Regions from separate parts of the Homo sapiens genome. Here regions 2 and 3 are each linked to region 1. The links are chromatin contacts, found by Hi-C or POLR2A ChIA-PET in ENCODE. All regions are on one chromosome and are shown on one strand. Each heading gives the region's core, a stretch centred on a gene start or an enhancer-like site at or near the end of the contact. The rest is flanking DNA. Distances are from core to core; before and after follow the strand shown. Region 1 holds the start of ZFYVE9 (zinc finger FYVE-type containing 9). Region 2 overlaps ZFYVE9 (zinc finger FYVE-type containing 9). Region 3 has its middle 20 kb from the start of NRDC.

Region 1 (4,248 bases), core at 227-2,726:
TGGGTGATTTCTCCTATTATTAAATATTTATTAAGAGCCAACATGGTACCTTTCTATAATTCCCAAGTTTTCTACAATAAGCATATTTTTTCATGATTATAAAAGTTTTGCAAGTACCTATAAGTCTTATAACTTTCACATACATAACAGGAAAACAAGAATAACCTGTAATCACATTTCTCACAAAACATAAATATCTGACTTACGGTATCAAACTGTAATCAGTAGCATTTTCAACATTAATATCAGAACAAATCATTTTATTTCTAAAATTTAGCATGTATCCCATTTCCTTCAGGTATTTATTAGGGTAGCTGGCACTTAAAGAGGACTTAAAATCCTTTTGCCAACTATTCTCTGGATCTCTTTAAGTGGAACATTTTTGTACCGAACACTGAAGCATAAAAATATTTCTTCTGGCGGGGTGTGGGGGGCAGACCTTTGTAAAAGACGTTTTTATAACTGTGAGTGTTTATCTACAAAACTTAGCATCGCAAAGATGCGATGGGGCTTTCTCCAAGGCAGACCACGCTTAGAGGCAAGATATAATATAAAGAGGCAGGAATGAGCAACCGGCAGGTGATGAAATTTCACCTCAAATAAGACGCAAAAGGTTGTTCTCGAGCAAGCCAGATCCATGAATGACACTCCAGGAGTAGCAGGGGCTCTCTTGGTCCCGCACTCTCTGCACCCCCAATTCTCACCCTGGCCTTCCTCTCCTCCCCCTTTCCCCGCCACAACCGGGATTCTGAGGGACTCGGTATGGGACGCGTGGAAGCCAAAGCTTGTTTGCAAACAGGCGTCATCTGCCTCCCTCCGGGATGTACGTGCAGGGCCCGGGCTAAGAGGCTGCGCTCGGCCCGGGCCCATGCAAACCCGAAAGGCGGCCGTGCTCCTGCCGGCCCCCAGCTCCACACACCCGGCCGCGCCGGAACCGAGGCCGGAGCGAGGGCTTCCCAACGGCGCGGGGCCTAATCGCCCCCCACGGCCTTCAGCCTCCCGGGGGACGCGGGGAGAAAGGGCTGAGGCCCCAGGACCGCAGGGTGGGGGAGGCGACCGCAGTGGCAGGACGCCCCGTCCGCCCGGCCCGCGGTCTGCCGCCAGGGCCCCCACAGGCGGCGGGAGGCCGGCGAGCCCCGGACCACGCCGCGCCACACTCACCTCGAGCAGCGGCCGCCTCCGCTTCAGCATGGCCACGGGGGTCGTCCCTGAGCCGAAAGCCTCCTCCGGAGGGCACCGGCGCGGCCCCAGGCGCCGCCGCGAAACCTCCCACTCCTGTAGGAGCTGCGGTAGCCGCAGCTGCGGCTGCTACTGCTGCTAAGGCCCGGCACCCGCCCAGCCGCATCGGCGCCCGGGCCGCGGCAGCCACGCGGATCCCGGAGGAGCGCCGCCGAGCCGGGCCGGGGGCGCAAGGCTGCGGCGGGACGACCGAGGTGCGGCAGGCGGGGATCCTCAGCGAAGCCTCCAGCGTCGGGTGGCCGCTCCTGCCGCCGGCGCCGCTGGGCCACAGCGCCCCCTGGACCCCACGTCCGGCTACGGCGTCGGGACTGCGGCGGCCGCGCTGGGCACGAGCCGCAGGGAACGCTAAGGAGCGCGGCCTGGGGGCGGCGAGGGCCCCGTGCTCCCTGCGTAGCCCGCGGCCCGCGGCCGGCCCGGGACTCCGCTTCCCGGGAACCGGAAGCCCCTCAGTTCCCACCAACCCCTGGCGTTCCCCGCCCCCGCCAGACCCGAGCACCTTTTCGTTCTCTCCCGAAGATACGTGAACGTTCTTGTCACTCGGACCCGCACCTGAGAGCAGGAATATAAGGGAATCTCCGTTTGACTCTCACGGTTTCGGGGGTGGCAGGGAGACCCCCTTCTAATTCCTTTAATGCGTCTGGATGAAAGAAGAGTGACCCAGAACAAACCTTTTTTTCAAACATACACACTCGTCTCCCAAAACAGACGAAGGAATTGTCTTTGACCTTAACTTGTTTTTTTATCTACTGTGTAGATCATTAAGAAATTTTCTACAGATATCAACCAAACCCTTAACACCTAAACCACCACCCCCACAAAACAAAAATGAAAAAAAAATACATACATATATATATATGCCAAGCCAGAGAAGAGAATAGCCAACGGGTTGTCCTGAAATTCATAAACAACTTAAAGGTAAGCAAAGAATCACCCATCTTTTACTAACATCCTCTCCCTCCCAACCTCTTCTCTCCCACCTTTCCACCCCTCATCCCAGGCAAATCCTAGTAAGGCTCTGAAGGAAGGAAATTATTACACAGTGGGGGCTATGGAATCATTCTGTTTACAGATGCCCCATATTTGATCCCAGTCAGCCTCTAGGGTGCAAACATCAGAACCAAAAACAAACACGACTGTCAGAGGGGAAGTAGGGAAAGAAAATTCTCCAAATCCTCTGATCCCTAAATTTTCCAAATACACTTTTTTAACAGAGTGGTATACTAGAATGTGTAGTGATTTTGGTGTCAGACACATACCAACACTACCAGTTCCAGTTCTGTCATGTATATATAGCTTTATGACCCTGGGGAAGTTATGTAACATTTTTGAACTTCAGTTTTCTCCTGCCTGCCTTGCTGGTTGTTGAAGATTGGAGATAAAGAGACTGGCCCATAGAAGATACTTAATAAATGTTAGTTACAATTTTTATTGGTTCCAGTTCTTTTTCTTAGGCTCAATTTTGTACTCCTCTGTTTTTGTTTCTCATTCTCTCTCTCTCTCTCTCTCTCTCTGTGTGTGTGTATGTGTGTGTGTATGTGTGTGTGTAACTGTATTTCTGTCAAAAGATAGATGCTCCATTCTTCATCCTCCCTAGTCTGGGTGAAATTTCCCTAAATTTCACTAATGGGTTTATGTAACACCCCTCCATGGAAGAATAGAGCCTCATACACTGGATCCTATGACATTCTGTTGCACAGCAGATAGCAGCATGCAACCAGTATTTTTTATGTATAAAAAATGTTATAAGGCAATCTCACCTTACCTTAGGTTATGGCCTAATGATGATAAATAATAGAAACTACAAAAGGTCTCCAGGAATCATTCATTTAATAATTGAGCAGCCACCATGGAGAAGATGTCACCTAGTAGCTCTCTTAATGAAAGCTGTTCCTGCATAATCCTAAGTGTGCCTTTGCCACATACTCCTGAGTCACAAAAAAATCACTATGCCCTTTCTATAACAAGAGAAACTGGGGCTCAAAGGGAAACCATGATTCATCCTCGCAGTGATTCTATGAGTTAGGTCCTATGCTACCATTTTACATGTGAAATATATCCAACCTAAGGAAGAGCTGGAAGTAGACCCTGAGATTCCCTTCAGTCCCCAACCTGATGCCCCAACAGTCCTTTCAACAATATTAACAAAATGCTGTAAGGGTCATTTGTTGCTAAAAAATGTTTAGTCAAGGGAAAAGGGCCCTTCAACTGATTGAGATCATTAGCGCTGTAACCTAATATTAGCACTGTATTTTTCATGCCTAGATCACTGCCACCACAGGAAACCTGCATTTGTTTATGAATAATCATGCAACCCAGGGCATAGCTACTACATGAAGAAGATGATTCATTTGTTCCCAAGACCAGTTTCCTCTTGCTTCACACTTTCTCTCCTTGTTGCTGAAAGCAGCTGCCTTTATCATCACAACCTCCCCGCTGATCGGAGTAGTCCACTTTAAATCATTTCATCCTCTTCAATTTCATTCCATCGTTTTCAGTTTGCCCTCTGCTTCTAAAATGTCTCTCACCTGTTTTCCTCTCTTGTACTGTAAATCTCTTGTTCATTTTAATCTCCCTTGGGCTTCTGTCAATTGATTTGGCTACCCTCATCTCAATTTTTCATTGATTTCCCCTATTAGCTAGCAACCGTAAAATGTCTATTCCCAACCTGGTAGACCTCCCCACTTTCATTTTTATACTGTCTACATCCTGTAGAAAGCCAATATTCTAAGAATCTTTTTTCAACTGAGTTTAAGCACTAGCACCCCAAGCAAAATATTCTTTGCTCTTTAAAATTAGTTTTTAAAATTCAGGCCAAAAAGATACCCGTTTCCTGACTTGGCGAATGGCACCATCATCCACCCAGATGCCCAAGCCAAAAATCTTGGATTCATTCTTAACTCTTGTGTCTTTCTCCTGGGCAAGTAGTTACAAAGCCTGATAAATTTTACTTTTTTGCTTTTTAAATTTCTCTTCTCCTGTCCAACTCCACTGCCACTCACTTTGGTCTAG
Region 2 (4,771 bases), core at 753-3,252, 210 kb before region 1:
GGAAGCAGAGGTTGCAGTGAGCCTCGATTGTACCACTGCACTCCAGCCTGGGCGACAGAGCAAGACTCTGTCTCAAAACAAACACAAATACAGTATCCAAACATTGGAGATTAGTGACTCACCTGCAGTTGGGAGCCAGCTACAACCCAAATCATTTTAAAATTTTCAATTCTTTGATCTCATGCAATGCACACTTTCTTCTGAATTAGCAAACTGAATAAACTACAGAAATTTTTTAGAATCAAGAAGTCTTGCTTACAATTAAAGGGCAAACTCCTGTGACTCTAACATTTTTCCTTTCTCACAGCACCATTCTGAAATTTGCATTGTTGCTTCTGGATTTTGAAGCCTTGTTTTCCAAGTATTTGTGGGCAGCTCCTAAAAGACTTTGTCCCTTAAGTAAGGGCAGCTGCTTTCAGGATGAAACCATGCGACTGAGACTGGCAGATCCTGGGAGCTTGCACCTGGGTCAGCTCCACAGATGGATTCGTTTCTTCTCTGCCTCAGCTGCCCAGGCTCTAAAATGGCATCATTTCTCCCTACTTCTTAGCCCTTCTGACTACATACAATCCCTGAATTCCCATTGCCATGATTATTATTTTTGCATTATAAAAATAGAAACCGGCCAGGCACGGTGGCTCATGCCTGTAATCCCAGCACTTTGGGAGGCCAAGGTGGGCAGATCACCTGAGGTCAGGAGTTCGAGACCAACTTGACCAATGTGAAACCCCATCTCTTTTAAAAATACAAAATTAGCTGGGCGTGGTGGTGCATGACTGTAATCCCAGATACTGCGCAGGCTGAGGCAGGAGAATCACTTGAACCCGGGAGGCGGTGGTTGCAGTGAGCCGAGATAGTGCCATTGCACTCCAGTCTGGGCAACAAGAGCAAAACTCCGACCTCAAAAAAAAAAAAAATAGAAACATCATTACAAACTTGCTAATTCCAGAAACAATGTTCAGCAGGTTGATTGTTGTTTGAAATGTGTTAAATGCATAAATTATTTCCCAGGTGACCAGTTATCTAGAGGTAAACTTAACTGAAAATCTTGGGCCCACCAGTGCTCAGGAACCACTGTGGCTGGGGGAAGACAAGACGTGGGAATTTACAGAGGCATAATTTCAAATCTGTAGCCCTAGAGTCCAGTAGTTCCTCAGAAGATGTTGATAAAAATACATTGCCTAGCATTTGATAAGCATTTAATAATTTTAAAAAATTTAATAAATTACCAGAATGGCAATTCTATTCCTCTTAAGTATAGAAGGATCGCTGTATCTCAATCTTTAAGTTTACAATCCAGAAGATTTGCCTATTTCGAAATGTGGTTCAGCCCCTTGCTTTATATAATTCTTACAATATACATTGTATAAAAGCAAGGATAAACAAGGAAAACAATTAACTATCATTGGCTATTTTATGCCCAATTCCACAAATGATTTTACTAAACACAGAGGACATTTGATGCAGCTGAGAAAGGATCTGAGGGCCAGAGTTTGTCCTTAGTGGGAGAATTTAAAAGCTTGCACTGAACCAGAATAAATAAGTACAATGGCAAGCAGGAAGATAAACCACAGGAAAACAGGACCAGTCCCTGTAGAAGTTCCAGACTTTTGAGGTATGTTCAGACAAAGCTGGCTATTAGACCAAAAATAAGCTGCCCCTGTTAACAAGTGCTTCCTGTTCTTGTCAGGTTTGGAGGTAGTGGTTACCAGGGCTCGGTCCTGACAAGCTGCTGCTCTGTGGGCCAAGCTTCCCCTTAGAAGCTCTGAGTACCTCTGAGCCTGTGGGAAAGGTCACAGTAAGAGTTCTGTGCAACCACCGTCGGTAAAACCTTTGGAGAGGCAGATGTCGACTATAAGCTCCCACCTCAGAGAGCAGGATGAACCTACCCAGATGTTTCCCAGGCCAGGCCTTTAGGCCTCTGGAAAACAGCTGCTGCCGCAAACACAGCTCCACAGCCTGCTGTTGCCTCGTGCTAAACCCAGCACTAGCCACTGGGGAGCAGCCTGTCGCTGTCCCACAGGCCTGCGCTAGCTTCCAGGGAATTCTTGGAGCTGTACTAATACTGCAGAAAAACTAGTTTAGCCTTGGCTTTCAGAAGATGCCAGTGACAATGGAGTACATTGCCCTAAAGCAGTATTTTCAAAATGTGCATTGTGGAATCCATTTGGTCTAAGATCAAAATAAATTTTTAATGAAACAGAAAAAGGTCAGAGTGCATCACACATATCATGGATAAACCAGATTTTGGTTTCTAATACCACTCCCATTAAAAGAAGCCAGGGCTCCTTGCAGAAATAGCTGATTCCAGGGCTAGGGCAGGATAAGCACAAGATAAGCCTGAAGCATCTTGTTAGGATAGAAATAAAAAAGAAGTACTCAAAAAAAAAAAAAAAAAAAATAGCATATCACCAGGATGTAGGAGCCAGCTTGAAGGGTCTCTTGTCTAGCTAAAGCTGAGACCATTTGTGCACCAAAATAATGAATTGGAACCACTGAAAAAGGCCAGGCTTGGTGGCTCATGCCTGTAATCCCAGCACTTTGGGAGGCCAAGGTGGGGGGTTTGCTTGAGCCCAGAAGTTTGAGGCTGCAGTGAGCTAAGATTGTGCCACTGCACTCCAGCATGGGTGACAGAGTGAGACACTGTTTCAAAACAAAACAAAGCAAAACAACAGTCCATGAGTGTATAATGAAAATTAAATGAATAAATTGGGAAGGAAGGGCTTCTGCTTATAGTAGATTACCAAGTGCAACCTGTAAAGCTGGAGAATGCGCTAGAATTGGAAAATCATTTTGCAAACATAGTAAAAGATCAGTGCAGGTAAGAAACATCAATGCATGCTAATTTAACGGGACACTTTCATAGGCAAGAGATTTGCATGGTCTGAAAGTCTACATATACTGGTTATAAGTTCCAGGTAGGGGGATATACAGAGAAGTTGGACACCTTGACCAAGTGATCAAAATTTACCACTATCAATGAGGGGGCAGATGGATATCAAGTCATTATGGGCAAAAACACATAAACTGATTCTAAATATGAGGAAATATCAAACTGAGTTGTTTTCTGTTAAAAAAAAAAAAACAGGGTGGGGTTGGGGGTGGCTACATTCACCAAAAATATCAATGAGGCTGAGTGCGGTGGCTCACACCTGTAATCCTAGCAGTTTGGGAGGCAGAGGATGGCGGATCACTTGAGATCAGGAGTTGGGAGGCAGAGGATGGCGGATCACTTGAGCTCAGGCCTGGCCAACATGGTGAAACCCTGTCTCTACTAAAAATACAAAAAAATTATCTGGGGGTGGTGGCGGGCGTCTGTAATCCCAGCTACTCCGGAGGCTGAAGCAGGAGAATCGCTTCAACCTGGGAGGCGGAGATTGCAGTGAGCCGAGATTGCACCACTGCACTCCAGCCTGGGTGACAGAGCGAGACTCCGTCTCAAAAAAAATACATATCAATGACATAAAAGATCAAGATGAGTCATGACAGCCATAGCCATGTCTGATTCTATACTGGAAGGTTTACTGGAGGGAAAAAATGCTACAAAGAACATCACTGGGCAGATGCCAGGTTAAAGTATCAAATCCATGTTTGACTGAAGTAGAGAACTGTCCTACAGTTGTGTAAGAGAATATCCTTATTTTTAGGAAATAAGCATTTAGGAGGAAAGGCCTATGATGTACGCAATTTACTCTCAAATGCCTCAATTTTTTATGGAGAAGGAGAAAGGGAGAGAGAAACCCTGACAAATCAAATGGGACAAAATGTTAATAAGTGAACAAGAGGGGAATCTGGGTAAAGTGTGCGTGGGGTTTTTTGTACTTTCAACTTCCTAGAAGTTTAAATTATTTCTCAATAAAATGTATTTTTAAATTCCTCCAGTATTTATAACTAAAAATGTCCTGGGTGTATTCCATCAGCATTCACAGAAATACCCAGTTGAATACCTGCCATCCACACGGGCAGATCTCCAGCAATCCTGAACTCACCTCTGCTCTCCACATGACATTTACACTGAGTTGCCCTTCCGAAACTGGAAGAGTAGATTAAGCCCTTGAGTCTTCGATTCACTTCAATGAATAATCTGGTAAAAACAAAAATCTAAGTGTGACTTCTACTTGATAAACAGCTGTGATGTAACTGGGACAAGATCAGTGTGGAATTATCCTTTTTATACCAATTCTGTACAAAGAGTGCAAGAACTGATGCTTTATATTTTATTTCCCCTCTGCCCTCCCATCCCACCCTTGGTGATGGTTGTACCCATTTGAGCATTTCTGAGCACATGACCATAAGTAAATCTTGAGAGAGGAGCGGAATTCTTGTCTAAACAGTAACAGAAGGGGATTAGCTGCAAGGATAGCATAACTGTTGTGCAGGAACAGAAGCTGCCCAGATCTTCTTGGTGGACAATGCATAGAAGACTTAGAATTATGGAACATCGGTCCCCCCAACCACCCTTTCCCACCCGTCTCCCAAACCCCCACTCCCACCCTATTCCCCACCCCATTAATAGTGTTAACAAAAGCTTAATCTTCCAGTTTTAAAGTGCAAATGATTTGGGTATGACTGCTGTTGCAACAAGTCTGAACAGAAAAAAATGAAGTCTTCTCTGTTTATACGATGTTTTCCAGAATATAAAAGATGAGTTCCATGACAACGGGGCCCTCACTAAGCTGGCAGGCCCCTCCATGGATCACCGGCACCAAGGCGCTGTCCAGATCATTCATGTACTGCGAGGGAAGGGGCTGGCCATTGCTCCCTGCTTGAT
Region 3 (4,296 bases), core at 1,734-4,233, 240 kb after region 1:
GTGAAACCCTGTCTCTACTAAAAAAATACAAAAGTAGCCGAGCGTGGTGGCAAGTGCCTGTAATCTCAGCTACTGGGGAGGCTGAGGCAGGAGAATCACTTGAACCCAGGAGGCGGAGGTTGCAGTGAGCCAAGATCGTGCCATTGCACTCCAGCCTGGGCAACAGAGCAAGACTCAGTTTCAAAAAAAAAAAAAAATCTGTATTCATAACCAATGCATCTCATTGCTTCTTGCCCTCAATTGATCCTCCTGGGATTAGCAACAATCTCTCTGAAATTTCTTCATTTTTCCCCATTCCATTGATATTGCTGCAATTTTTTTTTTTTTTTTTTGAGACGGAGTCTCGCTCAGTTGCCCAGGCCGGAGTGCAGTGGCACAGCTCACTGCAAGCTCCGCCTCCCAGGTTCACACCATTCTCCTGCCTCAGCCTCCCGAGTAGCTGGGACTACAGGTGTCTGCTACAACGCACAGCTAATTTTTTGCATTTTTAGTAGAGACGGGGTTTCACCGTATTAGCCAGGATGGTCTCCATCTTCTGACCTTGTGATCCGCCTGCCTCGGCCTCCCAAAGTGCTGGGATTATAGGTATGAGCCACCGTGCCCAGCCTATTGCTGCAATTTACACCATCAACTTACCTCACCAGAAGAGCCTAGTAGTTAAGAACACAGGTTCTGGAAACAGACTATGTAGATTTGAATTCTGGCTCACTAGCTGTGCATTTTTGGGAAAATTACTTAATCGCCTTAATCTCTCTATATCTCAGATTCCACATCTGTAAAGGAGGGATACTTCTTAGGGTTGCTGTGAGAATTAAATGAGTTAATATATATAAACTGCTTAGAAGAATGCCTGGGAGGCAATAAATGCTAGCTACCATACTATTCTTGGTTTCTTTCTGTTTCAGAGTCCTGCAGGAATCAGATGGCACACTCAAACTAGATAATTTGAGGAGTGCTTAATAAAGGAATCATTTACAAAATGAGTGCAGGGTTTAGAGAGACCAAAAAGGGATACAAAATTTCCCCAGTGCTAGCTAGCAACAGCTAGCTAATCATCACTACCCAAAGGTAGTAACAAGGGATGTGGGGGGAGTGATTTGATTACCAGAATCTGAAGAGGGCAGTTGTGTGGCAGATGCTGTCTGCTAAGAGCAGTGACCTTTGGTGGAGAGAAATGTCCTCACACAAAGACTCGCTAGGGAGGGAGGTGGGGGATAAATTATTGGACCTGTCTTTCCCCATGACCTCTGATCTCCTACTGCTATCTCCCAATGCCGGACTCAACCAAAAGCCAGAGGGCAAAGGAGTCCAGCAGGAGCCCACATAGGTCAAACTTCTGGGATATGCAGCAGGTAAGTAGAGGGAGTACAGCAGGTCTTCGAATAATGTCATTATGTTCAACGACGTTTCATTATAACGTTGATGAAAAAAATAGATTCCTGGCAGAGGCCACCGTGTGTGAAGTCTGCACATTCTCCTCATGACTGCGTGGGTTTTCTCTGGGTACTCCAATTTCCTCCCACATCCCAAAAATGTGCACATTAGGTGAACTGGTGTGTCTAAATGGTCCCAGTCTGAGTGAGTGTGGCGTGTGGGAGAGTGTGCCCTGTGAGGGAATGTCGTCCTGTCCAGGACTGGTTCCCGCTTTGTGCTCTGCTTCTGGGATAGGCTCTGGCGACCTGTAACACTGACCTGGAATAATTGGGAAAATAATTATCTTATACTTGTTTTTATTAATCTTTCTTAAATGTATGTATAGCTCACATTTATTATATTTCAAGGTTTAATATTAGAAGTGTTTTGGGTCTTTATTTAGATGTTTGATGTTTCGTGACCAGAAATATGCCATAGGAACTTATTTATATCAATTAGCCTACAGCTAAATTGATTTCTTTATATATTGTTTCCCTTAGTCACGGTTTCCAAGAATCTATCGATGACATTGAAGACTTACTGTATCTGGAGATGCAAACAGAAAATATCTAGCACACCTTCCCCCTAGCCTTGCCCTCCTCCGTTCTTTGTCTTGCAGTCATGAATGATCTTTCTAAAGCAGGAAATGATATTGTTCTGCCTCATCTGATGCATGTTGGTAGCTCCCCCTCTCTCAGGATAAAGTCTATACTCCTTAACATAAAATGCAGGGCTTAATAATTATCTCCAGTTCACCCCTCCAGTTTTAACTCTCGCCATTTTCCTCTCAACCTTTCCGGTTGAGCCATATGCAATTACTTTCAAACCTACAAGAGCATTCCTTTCTTTGACCTTTCTCATGTCCTGGAACTCTGCCTGGAATCATCCTTCTCCCCTTTCATTCTTCTTCACTTAACTAATTCTTACTCATCCTTTATTTATACATAGAAGGGGTTTCTCTTACCCAGCTAGATTTTGGGGGAATCTAAGCTCTGTTTCTGTGGCAATGCTTTTTTTTTTTTAGATGGATTCTCGCTCTTGTCACCAGGCTGGAGTGCAGTGGTGCAATCTCTGCTCATTGCAACCTCCGCCTCCCAGGTTCAAGTGATTCTCCTGCCTCAGCCTCCTGAGTAGCTGGGATTACAGGCATGAGCCATCACACCCGGCCAGTAGCAATGATTTTCTAAGTTCTGAAAGTAGTGGCATGTTAAGGCTGATATTTGGTAGTATTTTCATCTTTTATGCGGATTTTTTTTTATTCTCATGAGGTTCTAATTATATATGATAGGTACTTAGCCTACAAGGCGGTACTGAAAGTAATGAGTTGAGTTTTTAATGAGCTTATCAATATATAACTTCAAAGGGCTCATTTGAAAACCACTGAAACCTAATCTATATTCCTGGAATCTTGGGATGCTAAGATAGACTTCTAGGAGTCTTATTTACATTGAGAAATATGGGAGCTATTTCCCATATTTCCCAATGAGAAATATGGGAGCTATGATAAGTATTCCTTTTGGAAAGATGACTGGGCTCTGACAGACAGGAAATCAGTCACATGAGTGGAATGTAGACAAAACCTGCTTTTGGTCTGTGGGCTGAAGGATGAGAAGAAAATAAAATGTAATAAAGGTTTGTTTTTTCAAAACTATATAGTCATCTTCTATGTACCAGATAACATATTTTCTCCAAGTAGAAGTGAATTCACAATATTAAAGAACTTCTAGGCTGGGCACAGTGGCTCATGCCTGTAATCCTAGCACTTTGAGAAGCCGAGGCGGGAAGATTGCTTGAGCCTGGCCAACATGGTGAAACCACCCACCTCCCCCAAACTCCGACCCCCACAGAACCTCCCCACTTCCCCCACTCCGTCTCTACAAAAAATACAAGAATTAGCTGGGTGTGGTAGCACATGCCTGTGGTCCTAGCTACTTTGGGGGGCTTAGGCAGAAGGATGGCTTGAATCCCAGAGGTAGAGGCTGCAGTGAGCTGAGGTCGTGCCACTGCACTCCAGCATGGGCGACAAAGTGAGACCCTGTCTCAAAACAAAACAAAACCAAAACCAGAACAACATCTATTGAATGCTCCTTTGTCTGACTCTTTTTTTGACAACAAAACCCAAAACAAACAAACAAACAAACAAACAAAAAACCCCAAAGGCTCTCATAATGGAGGAACATGGGTGGTGGTTTAAAGGGAGATAGGATGTGTCCTGGCAAAATCAAGATGGAAAGTCTGCTTCTTCTTCCCCCTTAAGACCAAACATTCTTGTTGAAGAAGACACCCACTTCTGTGTCTCTAGCTCCACCTTGAGGTTTATCAAGAAATCACCTATTCCGGCCACAACGGGTGAATTAGGTTAAAAAGAGCCGAGATCTTTATGCTGTGCCAACAGCTCTTGAACTTGTACTTTGGGCCAGGCTCTGTAATAAGTGCTCTTTGAACATAATGACATTTAATCCTCACAATAATCTTATAACAAATGTATTTTATAATGAGGAAAATTAAGATTAAGAGAGTTTCAAGAATTCAGGACTGGTATAAGATCACACAAGTGGCAGAGTCAGGATTTGAACCCAGCATCTTCTAGGCCTTCGTTTTCGTTCACAAGTGTCTGTGTATACACTCATGTGCACATCTATCACACATGTTTTTCTTTTCCTTTACAACACACCTGTACATCAATCATTTTATTTAATTCTCACAACAACTCTATTAAGTGGGAATTAATATCCCTTTTTGGAAGAAGGTGAGGCTTAGAGAAATAACCTAATTTTCCCTAGGTCATATGGCTCTTAAGCAGTGAGTTTAACCCAGGGCTCCTTTCTCAACTATATGAATAACATGCAACTTCTCAAGCTGACTTGTGATGACTCCTCACAA

Evidence for each region. Hi-C counts contacts between places; a loop is a spot of excess contacts on that map. ChIA-PET counts read pairs that join two places held with the same protein, here RNA polymerase II (POLR2A). Pooled maps may share reads with other maps.
Region 2: a loop to region 1 is called in a map of dorsolateral prefrontal cortex, with 3 times the contacts of the local background. The contact joins the enhancer-like site here to the promoter of ZFYVE9 in region 1. A Hi-C loop is called at or near these places in 5 of 168 maps with a recorded cell type or tissue (HCT116, IMR-90, K562 and 2 more) and 8 of 50 pooled maps. POLR2A ChIA-PET finds 5 or more read pairs at or near these places in 9 of 52 experiments (H1, K562, MCF 10A and 4 more).
Region 3: a loop to region 1 is called in a map of chondrocyte, with 4 times the contacts of the local background. The contact joins the enhancer-like site here to the promoter of ZFYVE9 in region 1. A Hi-C loop is called at or near these places in 1 of 168 maps with a recorded cell type or tissue (chondrocyte) and 2 of 50 pooled maps. POLR2A ChIA-PET finds 5 or more read pairs at or near these places in 3 of 52 experiments (HEK293, activated CD4-positive, alpha-beta T cell and activated naive CD4-positive, alpha-beta T cell).

The regions. Positions count from the first base shown.
Region 1 is chr1:52,139,317-52,143,564 of GRCh38, reverse strand. ZFYVE9 (zinc finger FYVE-type containing 9) reads right to left here and starts at 1,476. Exons shown (of 19, transcript NM_004799.4): 1 at 1,162-1,476. It overlaps LOC107984956 (collagen alpha-2(I) chain-like), which reads right to left and starts at 3,846. Exons shown (of 5, transcript XM_047439476.1): 1 at 3,765-3,846; 2 at 2,276-2,372; 3 at 2,084-2,130; 4 at 1,162-1,788. The coding sequence starts at 3,846. RefSeq lists a silencer at 817-1,676.
Region 2 is chr1:52,346,067-52,350,837 of GRCh38, reverse strand. It overlaps ZFYVE9 (zinc finger FYVE-type containing 9), which reads right to left. Exons shown (of 19, transcript NM_004799.4): 19 at 4,204-4,771. The coding sequence ends at 4,617. It overlaps CC2D1B (coiled-coil and C2 domain containing 1B), which reads left to right. Exons shown (of 25, transcript NM_001330585.2): 25 at 1-241. Among named protein-coding and RNA genes, the nearest start is that of CC2D1B, 18 kb to the left of the region's middle. RefSeq lists an enhancer at 1-636. Within about 2 kb of position 2,002, at least 3 of the 41 ENCODE cell types and tissues checked have a DNase peak (open chromatin) inside an H3K27ac peak, as active enhancers do; they include dorsolateral prefrontal cortex, where a contact is called at or near this core.
Region 3 is chr1:51,896,463-51,900,758 of GRCh38, reverse strand. No RefSeq gene overlaps it. Among named protein-coding and RNA genes, the nearest start is that of NRDC, 20 kb to the right of the region's middle. RefSeq lists an enhancer at 2,233-3,432. Within about 2 kb of position 2,983, at least 4 of the 41 ENCODE cell types and tissues checked have a DNase peak (open chromatin) inside an H3K27ac peak, as active enhancers do.